Linked DNA regions of Homo sapiens: region 1 is linked to region 2. The links are chromatin loops, found by intact Hi-C in ENCODE. Cell type or tissue: PC-3. All regions are shown on one strand. Each heading gives the region's core, and the rest is flanking DNA. Links, peaks and the distances in the headings are about the cores only.

The links. Peaks named below come from ENCODE experiments on the same cell type or tissue, not always from the same donor. Only the 100,000 strongest peaks of a DNase experiment are listed, where the experiment ranks them.
Region 1: it touches region 2 in a loop (2.6-fold over the local background); 3 of 110 quality-filtered maps call a loop at or near these places.

The regions. Positions count from the first base shown.
Region 1 is chr12:50,239,593-50,247,924 of GRCh38, reverse strand. The region is part of intron 2 of LIMA1 (LIM domain and actin binding 1); the gene reads left to right. Among named protein-coding and RNA genes, the nearest start is that of MIR1293, 9.5 kb to the right of the region's middle. RefSeq lists a silencer at 906-955. In PC-3, for the core only: no CTCF peak of the experiment used is centred there; DNase peaks (open chromatin) are centred at 554, 4,894 and 6,524; H3K4me3 peaks cover 1,461 bases; H3K27ac peaks cover 4,948 bases.
Region 2 is chr12:50,177,511-50,185,842 of GRCh38, reverse strand. It overlaps LIMA1 (LIM domain and actin binding 1), which reads left to right. Exons shown (of 11, transcript NM_016357.5): 10 at 3,806-3,939; 11 at 7,774-8,332. Among named protein-coding and RNA genes, the nearest start is that of CERS5, 14 kb to the right of the region's middle. In PC-3, for the core only: a CTCF peak has its summit at 3,177 (motif pointing left); no DNase peak of the experiment used is centred there; H3K27ac peaks cover 395 bases.

The DNA of each region.
Region 1 (8,332 bases), core at 92-8,091, 62 kb before region 2:
AGGCGCGGTGGCTCATGCCTGTGATCCCAGCACTTTGGGAGGCCGAGGTGGGTGGATCACTTGAGGTCAGGAGTTCAAGATCAGCCTGGCCAACATGGTGAAACCCTGTCTCTACTAAAAATACAAATATTAGTCGAGCATGGTGGCACATGCCTGTACTGTAGTCCCAGCTGCTCAGGAGGCTGAGGCAGGAGAATTGCTTGAACCCAGGAGGCGGAGGTTGCAGTAAGCTGAAATCGTGCCACTGCACTACAGCCTGGGCAACAGAGCGAGACTCTGTCTTAAATAATAATAATAATAATAATAATAATAATAATAATTCCAGCATTTATTTTGCTTTTGAAGCTCCAGTTTGGGCAGGATCTCTGCTCTACTTAGCATCAGCCAGGGTGGCCCAAAGGCTGGGAGCTGTAATCATCAAAAGGCTGGCTCACTCACAAGTCAGGCGGTTGATGCTGTCATCTGGGATCTCAGCTGGGGCCATGGTAGGAACACCTACACATGGCCATTCCATGTGGCTGTTTGGCTTGGTGGCTCAGTTCCCAGGGCAATCATCCAGAGACAGAGGGAAGGAGGGAAGAAAAGGGGGAGTTCAAAGTTGTGTTGCCTTTTATGACCTAGCCTCGGAAGTCATACAGTATCACTTTTACCACATTCACTTCATTAGAAGTGAGTCACTAAAGCTGACTCATTTCGGGGAAGGGCAATTTGACTCCACCTTCTCTGATAGGAGGAATGTCAGAATTTTTTGGACATTTTAAATTTTTTTAATTAAAAAAAAAATGTTGAGACAGGGTTTCACTCTGTCACCCAGGCTGGAGTGCAGTGGTGTGACCACACAGCTCAGTGCAGCCTCAAACTCCTGGGCTCAAGCAATCCTCCCACCTCAGCCTTCTGAGTAGCTGGGACTATAGGCACACACCACTGTGCCTGGCCTGGACATGTTTTAAAATCATCCTATATTCTGATTCAGTATGTGTGGATAGAGTCCAGGAAATTATGTTTTTAACAAGTATCCCAGGTAATTTTTACCTTCAGGGAAGTTTAAGAAGCACTGGTAGTGGAAGGGATGGACTTGTGGAGTCAAAGCAGTGAGCTTGAAGTGGAATGAGTCGAGTCTAAGATAGGAGATTGAAGCAAAGGATTATGGAAGCTGAACACGAATAAAGGGAATAGGAAAGCAAGCAGTCTGCCATGGAAAAATACAGAAGGGAGAAGGAACTGGTGTAATTCATTTAGGGCCAGATGGAAGACCTCGGATGCTCTGCTAAGGTTAGGATTTAGTAAGAAAACCAGGGAACGCAATTGGTTTTCATGTGGGGAGAGTGACATGATCAGACCGGTATTTTAGAAAAAGCCTTCTGGCAACAGTGTAAAGCTATATTAGAAAGGTGAGAGATTGGTAACATGGAGACAATTTATGAGGCTCTCTTGGGAACCCAAGTGAAAGCTGTTGGGGGTCAAGGGGGAACAGGAATAGAGAGAAAGGGAAGGATATCAGACGGTGTTGAGATGTGATTATGGGACTTGGAAACTCCCTGTCCTGCACAGAAACTTCTCCACGTTCTTACCCTTTTCACCCTCCTTAGCCCCACCTGTCTTTAACTAAACTTGGCTTTCCCTTGACATGCATGACATGCATTCTGTGTTTGAGCAGTGGCTGCCTGCTCTTTCTTTTTTTTTTTTTTTTTTTGAGATGGAGTCTCACTCTGTCACCCAGACTGGAGTGCAATAGTGCAATCTCAGCTCACTGCAACCTCCGCCTCCTGGGTTCAAGCGATTCTCCTGCCTCAGCCTCCCGAGTAGCTGGGATTACAGGCACATGTCACCATGCCCGGCTAATTTTTGTATTTTTAGTAGAGATGGGATTTCATCATATTGGTCAGGCTGGTCTTGAACTCCTGACCTCATGATCTGCCCACCTCGACCTCCCAAAGTGCTGGGATTACAGGCGTGAGCCACCACGCCCGGCCTGGCTGCCTGCTCCTTCTGCACATGCTTCCCTGAAATATTTTGGGGGCCAGGGTTGCTACTCTTCTATATCTCCAATAATGTTTCCCATTCATTGTTTCTCATGCCTGCTTCTGAAGTTCTAGACATGTGCTTTCAGGCTCACATCTAACTATAATGCACTGTTATCCTCCCCTTCATTGCAGTGGCGTGCCAGCCTCCAGGGGACGCTGGCTTCTAGCATCATTTTTTTTTTTTAGTGTTTCTCACTGGGGGTGCTGTAGCATTTGGGGTAAGGCAGATCTTCCCCATGCAGGGTATTCATCATCATGCCCTCCTCTAAATGAACCCATGACATTGTGACAACCAAAAAAGAAAAAAAAAAGTGATAGGGGAGAAAACCCAACAAGATTCTAACACATGTGTCTAAATGTCCCCCAGGGCCATTGGCACCAATGGTGTCCTCATTAAAGGATCACTGGGTCCACATCAGTGACCTGTCTGATACTTTGGGCTCATAATTTCTTTTCTTTTTCTCTCTCTCTCTTTTTTTTTTTTTTTTGAGACAGGGTCATACTCTGTCGCCCAGGCTAGAGTGCAGTGGTGCAATTATGGTTCACTGCAGACTCGACCTCCCAGGCTCAAGCAGTCCTCCTGCCTCAGCCTCCCAAGTAGCTGGGACCACAGGCATGCACCACCATGCCCGTCTAATTTTTTATTTTTGTAAAGACAGCGTCTCACTATGTTGCCCAGGCTGGTCTTGAACTCCTGGATTCAAGCGATCCTCCTGCCTCAGCCTCCCAAAGTGCTGGGATTACAGGTGTGAACCACTGTGCCCAACCTGGACTCATAATTTCTTGATCTTCCCTGTTTCTGCAACCTGCATGTTGTCTCCCATGCCTCTGCCTCCCGTCTCAACCTATCACTCAGAATCCTTCTCTGAAATGATGCATTTGGAGAACCTACTGTTTGATTGGAGCCTTCTGTTTTTCCACTTGTTTAACTCTTATTCCCAGTGACCCTGTGTTTTGACCTCACCAGGACACCCAGCCCTGGATGTCAGTCCCCTTCCTGGCCTCACTTTCTTCCTTGCCCAGCTCAGTCACTTCAGTGAGGCTCTCACCTCTTCCCCAGTGCCTTTCTCACCACTCTATTCTGTCATTGTCCAGCCCAGCCAGTTCTCATTAGGATTTGGGTCCTATAGTAGCACTAAGGAGAGTTAAGAGGTTGGAAAAGGCTTCATCTTTAGGGCCTTCTTAATCTTGCAGAGAGAAAGTGCAGAGGGATCTCACAGGTCCTTCTCATGGTATACTGGGTTCACTGTCTTTTCTCCATGAAGGCTGAAAGGATTGCAAAACTGTCAATCCTGAACCCATTAATTACAATCAGTGTGCCAGGCACCATGCTAGACCCTTGATAGAAACACATACTATTTTGGCTGGGCACGCTGGCTCATGCCTGTAATCTCAGCACTTTGGGAGGCCATGGCAGGTGGATCATTTGAGGTCAGGAGTTCAAGACAAGCCTGCCCAACATGGTGAAACCCCATCTCTACTAAAAATACAAAAAAATGGCTGGGCGCAATGGCTCACACCTGTAATCCCAGTACTTTGGGAGGCTGAGGCGGGCAGATCACGAGGTCAGGAGTTCAAGACCAGCCTGGCCAACGTGGTGAAACCCTATCTCTACTAAAAAATACAAAAATTAGCTGGGCATCGTGGCCCATGCCTGTAATCCCAGCTACTCGGGAGGCTGAGGCAGGAGAATTGCTTAACTGGGACCTGGGGGGCGGAGGTTGCAGTGAGCCGAGATCACGCCACTGCACTCCAGCCTGGGCTACAGAGCGAGACTCTGTCTCAAAAAATAATAATAATACAAAAAAATACAAAAATTTAGCTGGGCGGTGGTGGTGCGTGCCTGTAATCCCAGCTACTTGGGAGGCTGAGGTGGAAGAATCACTGGAGCCTGGGAGGCGGAGGTTGTGGTGAGCCAAGATCATGCCACTGCACTCCAGCCTGGGCAACAGAGTGAGACTCCGTCTCAGAAAAAAAAAAAGAAATATATAAAATATATACTATTTTGAATCCTAACAAAAACTATATGAGGAAGGGGCTTTACCCCTCTTTTATAGTTGAGAAAACTGAGGTAAAGGAAGTAACCTGCTGAAGTTAATATTTGAGTTTGTTCCTGTCACATATTTTTCTTCTGATGTGCTTAACACATGGAACTGGTTTGGAAAGATGAATAGAGTTATTTGGTAGGCTTGGAGAATGCTGAAGACATTCCAGAGGAAGGGGAGCAACAGGAGGTAAAGGCATAGAAGTAGGACAGGTGGTGGTATATACTGAAAGGAGTGAAAACCAGGGAATCAGCCTGGATTTCTGTTCTAGGTTTTATACTCAGTGGAAACACGTTGCTAATATTACTTAAGGTTTGTAAGGTTCACTCACTGCAGCTTCCCAAAGAAGACTGCAGGACTATTTTCCGAGATCAGTTGAGATCAGGCGCGTTGAGGGTGGTATGGCTGTAGACTACAGGACTATTTTCCACAAAGCATATACTAATGTCTGTTTCCAACACCTAGTGGCTTTATATTTATGGGGTTTGCAAATAGTGAGTCCTATACAAGCCTAGCTAAAAACAGTAGGAAAACTTAGGAGGTCTCTGATCAGAGATTAATATGAAATTGTTGTTTGGAGGAAGCTTAATCTAGCTGATGTTTGTAGATAAGTCAGCTTTACTTTCTAATTGTTAACAGTGCATTTTGTGTTTATATGTATAGAAGAGTACTTTTTCTAGCATCAGAGCTTGTGTCCCATGGTCCTTTATAGCTGCAGGCTTATTTCTCTGACTAAGCCTCTATAACAGTCGTTAAATTTGAGGTAAGAAGTTCCTATTGATACATCCATTTGAATAGCTAGCTTTGGTTTCACTCACCACTGACTTCAGCATAATATGATCCTTCATTTGATAACAGTTGACTCTTTGGGTGGAATTTGTTTGACTCATACATTTTTGGAATTAAAGAGAATCTAGCCTGGTAGTTTTTAAACTATCTTAATTGAAGTCTTCAGAGGAATCTCAGGGCCAGTTCTCCAACAACTGGAACACCCTAAGGGCTAAACCCAAGCCCAGATCCCAGGCCCAGATCCCAGTCCCAGATCCCAGGCCCAGCTCTTTAGATTTTCCATTCCAGCAATCCTGCTTTGATCCCTTGTAAAGGTTAGGTTCTGCGTAAGACAGCATTTGAAGAGAGGGTTCTGCAGCTAGCAGAGCTTGAAACCACTGGTCTGGCTAGCATTTGCCCTATTCCTTTGACAGATTAGGAGCTTGAGGATTAGCAATTATGACTGAAGGTCATACACCAAGATGGTAGAATTGATGATCACAGCATGAAGATCCCTAACCTAACCCCCTGCCAGCATGCCTCTACCTTATCACAGCTTCTCCTGTTTTTGTTATAACTTTACCCATTCCTAGTTCCAGGAAACAGGAGGAGGCCGGGTAGAGAGGATCACTTGAGTCCAGAAGCTCAAGGCTGCAGTGAACTATGATTGCACCACTGCCTTCCAGCCTGGGTGACAGAGTGAGAACCTATCTTAAAAAAAAAAAACAAAGAGCGTTCATATTTAGTTTTCTGTGACTATTCTTCCTTCAATAAGAAAAAAATTGACCTTCAAGTCAGCCTGGTTAACTTCCTCTTCTTTCGCTTCTCTGTAACATTTTAGTGGTGAAATTTTTCCAGAAGAAAATACATTGCTTAAACCTTGGGAGTTTCTGTTTTCCCTTTTTGGCTCAGCATTCCCTTTGCTCTATTTGAGGGCATACAAGCAAGAGTCATGGCTCAGGAACTCTGTTTTCTGGCCCTAGAAAAATTTGAGACACTGTTATTACTCCCCAGATAATTTTAGCGTCCTCCATCAGCTGCCTGCCCCACAGCTGAGCATTAGTGAGCTGTTGCAAGATTAAATTCCTTATGTAAAGAAAAGGAGGCTGGACCGCAAAAAAAAAAAAAAAAAAAAAAAAAAAAAAAAAAAAAAATCTGGGAAGGAAAGAGGAACAAAATTTTAATTACAGAAATTTTATTGTAAATGTTTTATTTTCTCAAATTTGGATCTTCAAAATGGTGCCCCCATTTTGTGTCCTTCACATTTTGTGTCAGAAGAATGCTAGTTGCTGTAAGGGCCTCTGAGAAAAGTCTGAGGCCTGAACACGGAATTCAGAAGTATTGAGCCTCAGTCTTGTGGCAATCTAAGAGTACAAAATATAAAAGTACCAGGGATCTAACTTGGAAGAAAGAGGTGGTGTAGAGCCTTTCTCCCTGTTATCTACTATTTAGCAGGAACTTCATTACAAATAAAAGGTGGAGATATTTGAGTAGGGGTTTGAGAACAGGATTAAAGACAGCCTTTGGTGTATACACCTGGTCTTACAGATGCCTCCATGCTAAAAGGACAAGGCTAAAGATGGGAACTATTTTGATTTTTTTTTAATCTATGTTTCTATTAGACACTAAAGGGAAGGGAACCTCTGAGCTTATTTACTCAACTAACCACAATGTAAATACCTTGCCTTGGAGAACAGTTGGCTAAATATAAACCTGTCTGCCAATTGGTTCTAGTTTTCATATATTGTATTATTGCTGTAATATACTGTAGATGATTATCCAAGGGGTGTGGAAACGCAAGTTCAAGGCCAGTTCTAAGTTCCTTTTTATAATAGCTACAATCCACTGTATCCCTGAATTCTCACTTTTAGGGAATCTCTTAGACAGATATATTAGTACAAGTGGGAAAAATATACGTAAAAGGACATTCCCCAAAGCGTTATTTGCAATGGTGAAAAACTGGAAACAATCCAAATGCCCATTAAAGGAATATGGGTGAATTAATTATAATGAGAGAGGATTGTCAAGATTACCAAACACTTCCATGTTGCTAAATCAAAGGGATGTTTCTTGGCCTTTATCTTACATGAACTCTCACCACTTTTTCCCTCCCACATTTTTGCTTCTCTTGGCTTCTCTGGCAGTCTCATCATTTTCTTCCTCCCTCTCTCTCTCTTCCTTGTCAGTCTCTCTTATCATTTGTTCTGACTGCTGAAATGTTCGAGTCTCCAGGACTGAGTTCCAGGCATCTTCTCACACTACACACTGCTTGCAGATGTCATCTACTCCTGTGGCTTTAATACCATCCATGGGCACGCAAGTTCTAAATGCATACAACTAGCTCAGAGCTTTCTTCTGAGCTCCGGACACATGCATCTCATCACTGCTACCACCAAATGGATGTTTTAGTTAACATGGCTAGCATTGAACTCTTGATCTTCCCCGTTTCCAAATTTGCTCTTCTTTCACAATTCCTCGTCCCAGGAAGCATTACTTCCATTGACTCAGCTGCCAGAAACCTAGGAATCATTCTCTCTTCCCCATCTGATTACTACCCTACTGATTCTTTCTCGAAATATATCTCAAATCTATTCACTTTTCTTTATCTCTAGTGCCATTATCTCTGCAGCCCAGCCAGCATTATCTCTCATTAATGCCACCTCCATTCTCAGCCCCTCCAGTCCATTCTCCACACTCCAGAGCACTCTTTAAAAACACGAATTGAATCAGTGACCATCCTACCATTAAATTCAAAGTCCTTAGCATTACCTGCATGGCCCATCCCTGCCTCCCGCCTCATTGCCTGCCCTTTCCCCTCTCAGTGAGCTTCTGCAACACTAGAGTTCTTTGTGCACCCTATATACATGAGACACTTTCTTGCCTTGAGGCCTTTATGCATGGTGTTTTTCTGTTCCTGGTATGCTTTCCTCCCTTCCTTTTGTCTGGCTAACTTCATCTGGTCAAACTTCACATCTCAGCCTACAGGTCATTTTCTCAGTGAGGCGCTCCTTTTAAAAATTTTTTATTTTATGTTATGTTATGTTATGTTATGTTATGTTATGTTATGTTATGTTATGTTATGTTATGTTATTTTGAGATAGAGTCTCACTCTGTTGCCCAGGCTGGAGTGCAGTGGCGCCATCACGGCACACTGCATCCTCAAATTCCTGGGCTCAGGTGATCCTCCCACCTCAGCTTCCTGAGTAACTGGGACTACAGGCGCATGCCACCAAGCCCTGCTAGTTATTTTTTTTTTAAGAGATGGGGTCTCGCCATGTTGCCTAGGCTTTTCTCAAACTCCCGGGCTCAAGTGATTGGCCTGCCTTGGCCTCCCAAAGTGCTGGGATCACAGGCTTGAGCCATCGTACTCATCCATTTGTTTTTAGCTGACAAAGAATAATTTTACATATGTATGGGGTCCAATGTGATGGTTTTTTGTTTGTTTTTTGAGACAGAGTCTCGCTTTATCACCCAGGCTGGAGTGTGGTGGTGCTA
Region 2 (8,332 bases), core at 171-8,170:
GTCAATTATGTGAGCTAGCAATCTATTAACTTGATGTTAAGGAGGAAGACAGACTTTTTGCTCCATGTGGGTGAAGGCTCTATTAAAGAGAGAGCCGATGTGGGTCAGGTGTGGGAGGTAGTAAGCCACTAAAGAATTGTTAATGAGACACTCCTTGTGTGGGTGAAGGCTCATAAAAGCTCGCTCTCCTGAGCTGGGATATGTTCCAGCCTCAGGTAGATACGAGTGAGGCTGATTTTGCCATGATTAGCAGAGTTACTTAAAAAGGAAAAAAAGAAAAATGTGGTCTTATTCTTGGATCTGAGTCTCTGAGTTTCAGCTCAGCTGCAGTAAAGCTCTCCAGGGCACGCCAAATGCTGTGTATTCATTGAAGGTTCCTGTTTGTCTCTTCCAGCTTCTGCCTCCTGCTCCTGGTACCTAATTTCTGCTCCTGCCTTCCACTTTCCTCCTAATGTGAGCTCAACTTTCAGCTTTCTCACAGGTTCTCCTTTCCTTCTGTTCCCTGGGCTGCTTCCCCCTCCCACAGTGTGTGCCTCCCCTCCGTGTGTTTGTGATGGAGGAGTGCTCTGCGTCCTTCAGTTCCCCTTTAGCAGAACAGTATCCATCTCCTCTTATCCCATGTGAAGTTTCTGTCTCCTGCTGTGTCTTTACTGACCAGAATGAGCACTTACTCTCCTACATCTATTTCAAGTGTTAAAAAATACAGAATTCCGGGCCAGGCGCAGTGGCTCACACCTGTAATCCCAGCACTTTGGGAGGCCAAGGTGGGCAGATCACAAGGTTAGGAGTTAGAAACCAGCCTGACCAACATGGTGAAACCCCATCTCTACTAAAAATACAAAAATTAGCCGAGTGTGGTGGTGCACGCCTGTAATCCCAGCTACTCAGGAGGCTGAGGCAGGAGAATCGCTTGAACCCGGAAGGTGGAGCTTGCAGTGAGCTGAGATCGCGCCACTGTACTCCAGTCTGGGTGACAGAGTGAGACTCTGTCTCAAAAAACAAAACAAAACAAAAAAAACAAAAAACGCAGAATTCCCTTTCTGCAACTGAAAATGATTTTTAATCTGATAAATACATTTGTCCTACTTTTACATTATGTGAATTGTGATTTGTACAGGCTCTCTCCAGTAGCATCCATTATACTATTACACCAAAAATTTATTCTGCTTTTTAATATCTCTCCTTTTGTTGTTGTTGTTTTGAGACAGAGTCTTGCCCTGTCTCCAAGGCTGGAGGGCAGTGATGAGATCTCAGCTCACAGCAACTTCTGCTTCCTGGGTTCAAGTGATTCTTGTGCCTCAGCCTCTCTGGTAGCTGGAATTACAGGCGCCCGCCACCACGCCCAGCTAATGTTTGCATTTTCTGTAGAGACAGGGTTTCACCATGTTGGCCAGGCTGCTCTGGAACTTCGACCTCAAGTGATCCACCTGCCTTGGCCTCCCAAAGTGCTGGGATTACAGGCCTGGGCCATCGCACCTGGCCAGTGTATCTCCTACCTAGACAAAGACCTAGTCCTTTTAGAGAAAACTTAATTAAAACTCTGCAAAGATATCTCCATTTAGCAGTGTCCATATAAGAAAAAAAGAATTCTGAACTCCAAATACGATAATGTGTTAATTACTTGCAACAACATTCATTACAATAACATTTGGTTATATTTAAATACCTCCCTTATGCTAAACTAGGTTGTAACCTGTGGTCTTTTGATTCTTTAGATGTTTCTTTTTAGGACATTGCCCCTAGAATAAAGCAGAGTCCTGGTAACTAGCCATTTCCACTCAGCTTTGTTCCTTCCTTCTTAAATCCCTTGGGCACTACTTGGGAGTTTACCACTAATTTTATTAAACTTCCTTTTATAGATTTCTTTATTTTCATTTTATGCACATTTTCTGCTCTCACTTCCTGCCCAAATCTACTTGGAAAACCATTTTTATTTTTTGCTTTACCTCCTAGTGAATCATGTGGCAAGTGAACCAACAGTCTGAATTTTTTATGGGCCTGTTTTGGGTTTTTTTTTTTTTTTTTTTTTTTTGAGACCAAGTCTCACTCTGTTGCCCAAGCTGGAGTGCAGTGGCTCAATCTCGGCTCACTGCAACCTCTGCCTCCCAGGTTCAAGCGATTCTCCTGCCTCAGCCTCCCGAGTAGCTGGGACTATAGGCACACGCCACCATGCCCGGCTAATTTTTGTATTTTTAGTAGAGATGGGGTTTCACTATGTTGGCCAGGCTGGTCTTGAACTCCTGACCTCGTGATCTGCCTACCTCAACCTCCCAAAGTGTGGGATTATGGGCGTGAGACACTACACCCAGCCTATTTTGGATTTTTTTTACTCAAAATTCTATCTTGCCCATAACCTGGTTCATTTCAGGCTTAACTATCCAGGTCCTGGGCCTTGGGATTAATTTGCATTACTTACCATCATGTGTTTTCTGGTGAGAGCCCAGGCTGATCATGGCAGCAAAAGCACCTCCTAATTGCTGATGAGAGCTTCCTGGCCACCTAAGCTGTCTCCCGCATCTACTGGTTGAGGTGTTTGTGTTGGGCAAGTCAAGGGTTAACTCCCATACACCTAGGGACTTTGCATTCCCATCTACTCCCCACCCCTTAGTAGCCATGTAACTATTTCTTTTCTTTATTTTTTGAGATGGAGTCTCACTCTGTCGCCCAGGCTGGAGTGCAGTGGCGCCATCTCGGCTCACTACAAGCTCTGCCTCCCGGGTTCACGCCATTCTCCTGCCTCAGCCTCCCGAGTAACTGGGATTACACGAGTGTACCACTACGCCTGCCTAATTTTTGTATTTTTACTGGAGACGGGGTTTCACCATGTTGGCCAGGCTGGTCTCGAACTCCTGACCTCATGATCCGCCCACCTCGGCCTCCTAAAGTGCTGGGATTACAAGCATGAGCCACCGCACCTGGCCCATGTAACTATTTCTTATCATGTGAAAGCTTATAATATTTTTGGAGTTCTGGCTTTTATCAGTGCTAGAATACCAACTGTTTTATATTCTTTAGGATTGAGTTTATCAGGTAGAACCACTGTGCCCATGTTTGTTCCAACTTTACAAACAGTTCATGAATTCCCAGTCATTAATACATTAACCAGTGTGTTTCCCATTGCATTAGTTTTTCTCTCCATTGGTTTTTAGAAATATTATAGAACCTATAGCTTTAATGGGCTATGCTTCCCTCTGGTGTCCTAATAAAATACTTTGTGTCTCTTATAAATTGTTCCACTTGTGTGTCAGTTTTGACTTGTTTAAAAATAGTATGTCTAGTTGATTGAACAAATCAAGATTATAAGCAGAGCAGAATAAAAGGGGCTTTACTGAAATGTCTTTCCTAATTCCCAAAGCCAAATGCTCTTCCTCTCCTTGAAATTTATCCCCTTTAGAATCTGTCTTGTGTTTACTTGGCACTTGAATCAAACTTCTTTCTTCTGTGTGTGATAACATTTTCTCCTAATCCCTGCACTCCCCCCCCCGACCCCTTCCCCCATCCCCTGCTCCTAACATTTTTTATGTGGGTCGTGACTTGTCTAAGCCATTCTTTGTAATCCAGACGTAGCTCCACCTATCCTTGGTGGCTGCTACATTTAGAGCAGCCACACAGTTTGGGAAGGGAATATCAAGAGAGCCTCTTGGCTTTAAAGAGTCAGCTGATAGAATTGTAGCAGGTTTAGTGCTCCATGAGAATTGACTGACCAGCTAAGGGAGCCCTTAGACAAAGTAAATTCTAGGGTCCATCTCAAGACAGTGCTAACTCATCGCTGCCCATGCTAAAGTTGTCTTTTTGTTTTTCCTAGAAGTTTCAGGCACCTGCAAGAGAGACCTGCGTGGAATGTCAGAAGACAGTCTATCCAATGGAGCGTCTCTTGGCCAACCAGCAGGTGTTTCACATCAGCTGCTTCCGTTGCTCCTATTGCAACAACAAACTCAGGTAAGTCAGCCCAAAACAAGCCATCTGTCTATAACTGGAACTCTAGAGGGAGTCTTTGGCTTTTAGAGCACTGGTGCTAAAAGCTACTGTGCTAATGATATTCTGTTGAAGGCTCTTGAATAAAGTAAAAAGCATCATTTAGTGACAAGTCTTTCATACCAAATAATGATGGTGTTTGGAACTTCTTGGTGTATTGATATGTTAATTTACATGTTAGGACCGAAGCTTAAATAATATGAGTTGCAGGTAAACCCCCCTGTGACCTAATTTAATAGAATGTTTTCCCTTGGTATCACAGAATCACAAAGTTAAGAAATCTCAAGAGGTTACTTGTTTAAGCCCTTACTTGTCTTAACCACTGTATAAATGATAATAATGGCAATAATAATAGCCCCTGGAGAGCATGTCTTTTTCTCTATGTTGCCTCACTTTATTTCTGAGAAAATAGTTGTTACATATCATTTCTTCCAAGTAACTCAAAGTGCAAATATAAATGTGACAAATCGGGGAAACATTCCAAATTAACTCATTTTAATCATAGAGTCTTACAGAAGGAAGTAACCAAGATGTCACTTTCTCCAGCTTTCCTTTCTGAGCAATCCTTCCTAAAATACTCTTGAAAGATGTTTTGGCATCTGTGTGACATTTCTAGCTATTAGATAGCTCTAGCTAGACAGCTTCTCCAAACATGCAGCCAAAGTGTACCTCAGTCACTTCCACTCATTAGTTCTTCTGCTGCCCACTGTGTTAATTTTTTTCTCCAAAGCACCTTTTTTTTTTTTTTTTTTTTTGGATACAGAGTCTCACTCTGTTGCCCAGGGTGGAGTGCAGTGGCGTGATCTCAGCTCACTGCAACCTCTACCTCCTGAGTTCAAGCGATTCTCCTGCCTCAGCCTCCCAAGTAGCTGGGACTACAGGCGCCCGCCACCACACCCAGCTAATTTTTTGTATTTTTAGTAGAGAAGGGGTTTCACCATGTTAGCCAGGATGGTCTTGATCTCCTGACCTCGTGATCCACCCGCCTCGGCCTCCCAAAGTGCTGAGATTATAGGTGTGAGCCACTGTGCCTGGCTTAAAGCACCTTATTTCTTTTGTGGAAGTGCTGCCGTTTTATACCCCCTTTAACATTTGTCACTCTTCAGAATGGTTCGTAACTTAAGGGAAAAAACTTTAAAAAGATAAAACTTATCATCCTGCAAGAGACACCAAATCTCCTAAAGGCTTGTCTAGGACTGACATTAGGGAAAAACTACCTCCTGTCAACTCCTCACCATTCTTCTATTAATCAAGCTTATATCTAGGTGTGGATATAAGGATCACACCTGTAATCCTAGCATTTTGGGAGTGCCCAGGTAGGAGGATCACTTGATGCCAGAAGTTCAAGACTAGCCTGGGTAACATAGAGAGACCCCATCTGGTTTTTCTTTTTGAGATGGAGTCTCACTCTGTTGCCCAGGCTGGAGTGCAGTGGTGTGATCCTGGCTCACTGCAACCTTTGTCTCCCAGGTTCAAGCGATTCTCATGCCTCAGTCTCCTGAGTAGCTGGGATTACAGGCGGGCACCACCACGCCCAGCTAATTTCTTTCTTTTTTTTTTTTTTTCCGGAGATGGAGTCTTGCTCTGTCGCCCAGGCTGGAGTGCAGTGGGATGATGTCAGCTCACTGCAACCTCCACCTCCCAGGTTCAAGCAATTCTCCTGCCTCAGCCTCCCGAGTGGTTGGGACTACAGGCGTGTGCAACATGCCTGGCTAATTTTTGTATTTTTCATAGAGATGAGGTTTCACCATGTTAGCCACGCTGGTCTTGAACTCCTGACCTCAGTCAGTCTGCCCTCCTCGGCCTCCCAAAGTGCTGGGATTACAGGTGTGAGCAACCACGCCTGGCCAATTTTTGTATTTCTTAGTAGAGATGGGGTTTCACCATGTTGGTCAGGCTGGTCTCAAACTTCTGACCTCAAGTGATCTGCCCACCTCGGCCTCCCAAAGTGCTGGGACTGCACCTGGCCGGAGATCCCATCTCTATGAAAAATTTGGGGAGGCTGAGACTGAGGCTGGAGGATCACTTGAGCCCTGGAGGTCAAGGCTGCAGTGAGCTATGATCATACCATTGCACTCCAGCCTGGGTGACAGAGCAAGACCTCCACTCAAAAAAAAAAACAACAAAAAATGGCTGGGTGCAGTTGCTCATGCCTGTAATCCCAGCACTTTGGGAGGCCGAGGTGGGCAGATCACGAGGTCAGGAGATTGAGACCATCCTGGCTAACAAGGTGAAACCCCGTCTCTACTAAAAATACAAAATATTAGTCAGGTGTGGTGGCGAGTGCCTGTAGTCCCAGCTACTCGGGAGGCTGAGGCAGGAGAATGGCGTGAACCTGGGAGGCGGAGCTTGCAGTGAGCTGAGATCGTGTCACTGCACTCCAGCCTGGGTGACAGAGCGAGACTCTGTCTCAAAAAAAAACAAAAATGGCTGGGCGTGGTGGCTCACGCCTGTAATCCCAGCCCTTTGGGAGGCCGAGGCGGGCAGATCACGAGGTCAAGAGATCGAGACTATCCTGGCCAACATGGTGAAACCCCGTCTCTACTAAAAATACAAAAATTTGCCGTGCATGGTGGCACACACCTGTAGTCCCAACTACTCAGGAGGCTGAGGTAGGAGAATCGCTTGAACCCAGGAGGCAGAGGTTGCAGTGAGCTGAGATCATGCCACTGCACTCCAGCCTGGCGACAGAGCGAGACTCTAACAAAACAAAACAATACAAAAATTAGCCAGGCGTGGTGGCGCACTCCTGTAATCCCAGCTACTCAGGAGGCTGAGGCAGGAGAATTGCTTAAACTTGGGAGGCGGAGGTTGCAGTGAGCCAAGATTGTGCAACTGCACTCCAGCCTGGGCGACAGAGCGAGATTCTCTCAAAAAAAGAAAAGAAAAAGAAAAAAAAAATATATATATATATATGTATTTATATACCGTTAAGAATAGAGTTAATTCAAGCACAAAAGCTTGATGATGGCTACCCAGAAACACTGACTCCAAATGAATGGGGTCAGCATTCCAAAGTGGAGAAAGTTAGTTTCACTTACACAGAAATTTTAGCAAAGATTATGACATTTTTCATATAAGACCAGTGCATATACCACAGTGATTTGATTGGGTACAGATTGGTACATTCCAAGGAAGATTATCACTCGCAAAGAAGGGATAGTGATCTGAGGGGGTCTTATCTCTGGTGCCCTTTGGTCTTCATAATTTATAGTGAAAAGAAAGAGTTGCAGCTACATGCTGTGTGACCCAGGTTGCATAGCCACATTCCTCTCAAGGCTCAGAATGATTTAAAGTTTCTATTACTGTTGGTTTTTTTTTCTTTTTTTTTTTTTTTAAGACAGTCTCGCTCTATCACAGTGGCACAATCTCAGCTCACTGCAACCTCTGCCTCCCGGGTTCAAGTGATTCTCCCACTTCAGCTTCCCAAGTAGCTGAGACTACAGGCATGTGCCACCACACCCAGCTAATTTTTAAATTTTTTGTAGAGATGAATTCTCACTATGTTGGCCGGGCTGGTCTCAAACTCCTGGGCTCAAGCGATCCTCTCACCCTGGCCTCCCAAAGCGCTGGGATTACAGGCATGAGCCACTGCACCCAACCCGTGCTTTGTGTTATGATAAGAAAACAAATGTGCTAAAATGGGGGTAAGGAATTCCTGGTCACTGAAGGGCTTTTAAAGATCTTTTTCTTACTTGGCATCTTCTGAAAATACTGGAATTGCCAGATTTTAGCCTCCTGGTATAAGTGAGAATGTGAAGATTTGCTAAGTTTATGCTTTTTTTCTTTTAATGACAGTCTAGGAACATATGCATCTTTACATGGAAGAATCTATTGTAAGCCTCACTTCAATCAACTCTTTAAATCTAAGGGCAACTATGATGAAGGCTTTGGGCACAGACCACACAAGGATCTATGGGCAAGCAAAAATGAAAACGAAGAGATTTTGGAGAGACCAGCCCAGCTTGCAAATGCAAGGGAGACCCCTCACAGCCCAGGGGTAGAAGATGCCCCTATTGCTAAGGTGGGTGTCCTGGCTGCAAGTATGGAAGCCAAGGCCTCCTCTCAGCAGGAGAAGGAAGACAAGCCAGCTGAAACCAAGAAGCTGAGGATCGCCTGGCCACCCCCCACTGAACTTGGAAGTTCAGGAAGTGCCTTGGAGGAAGGGATCAAAATGTCAAAGCCCAAATGGCCTCCTGAAGACGAAATCAGCAAGCCCGAAGTTCCTGAGGATGTCGATCTAGATCTGAAGAAGCTAAGACGATCTTCTTCACTGAAGGAAAGAAGCCGCCCATTCACTGTAGCAGCTTCATTTCAAAGCACCTCTGTCAAGAGCCCAAAAACTGTGTCCCCACCT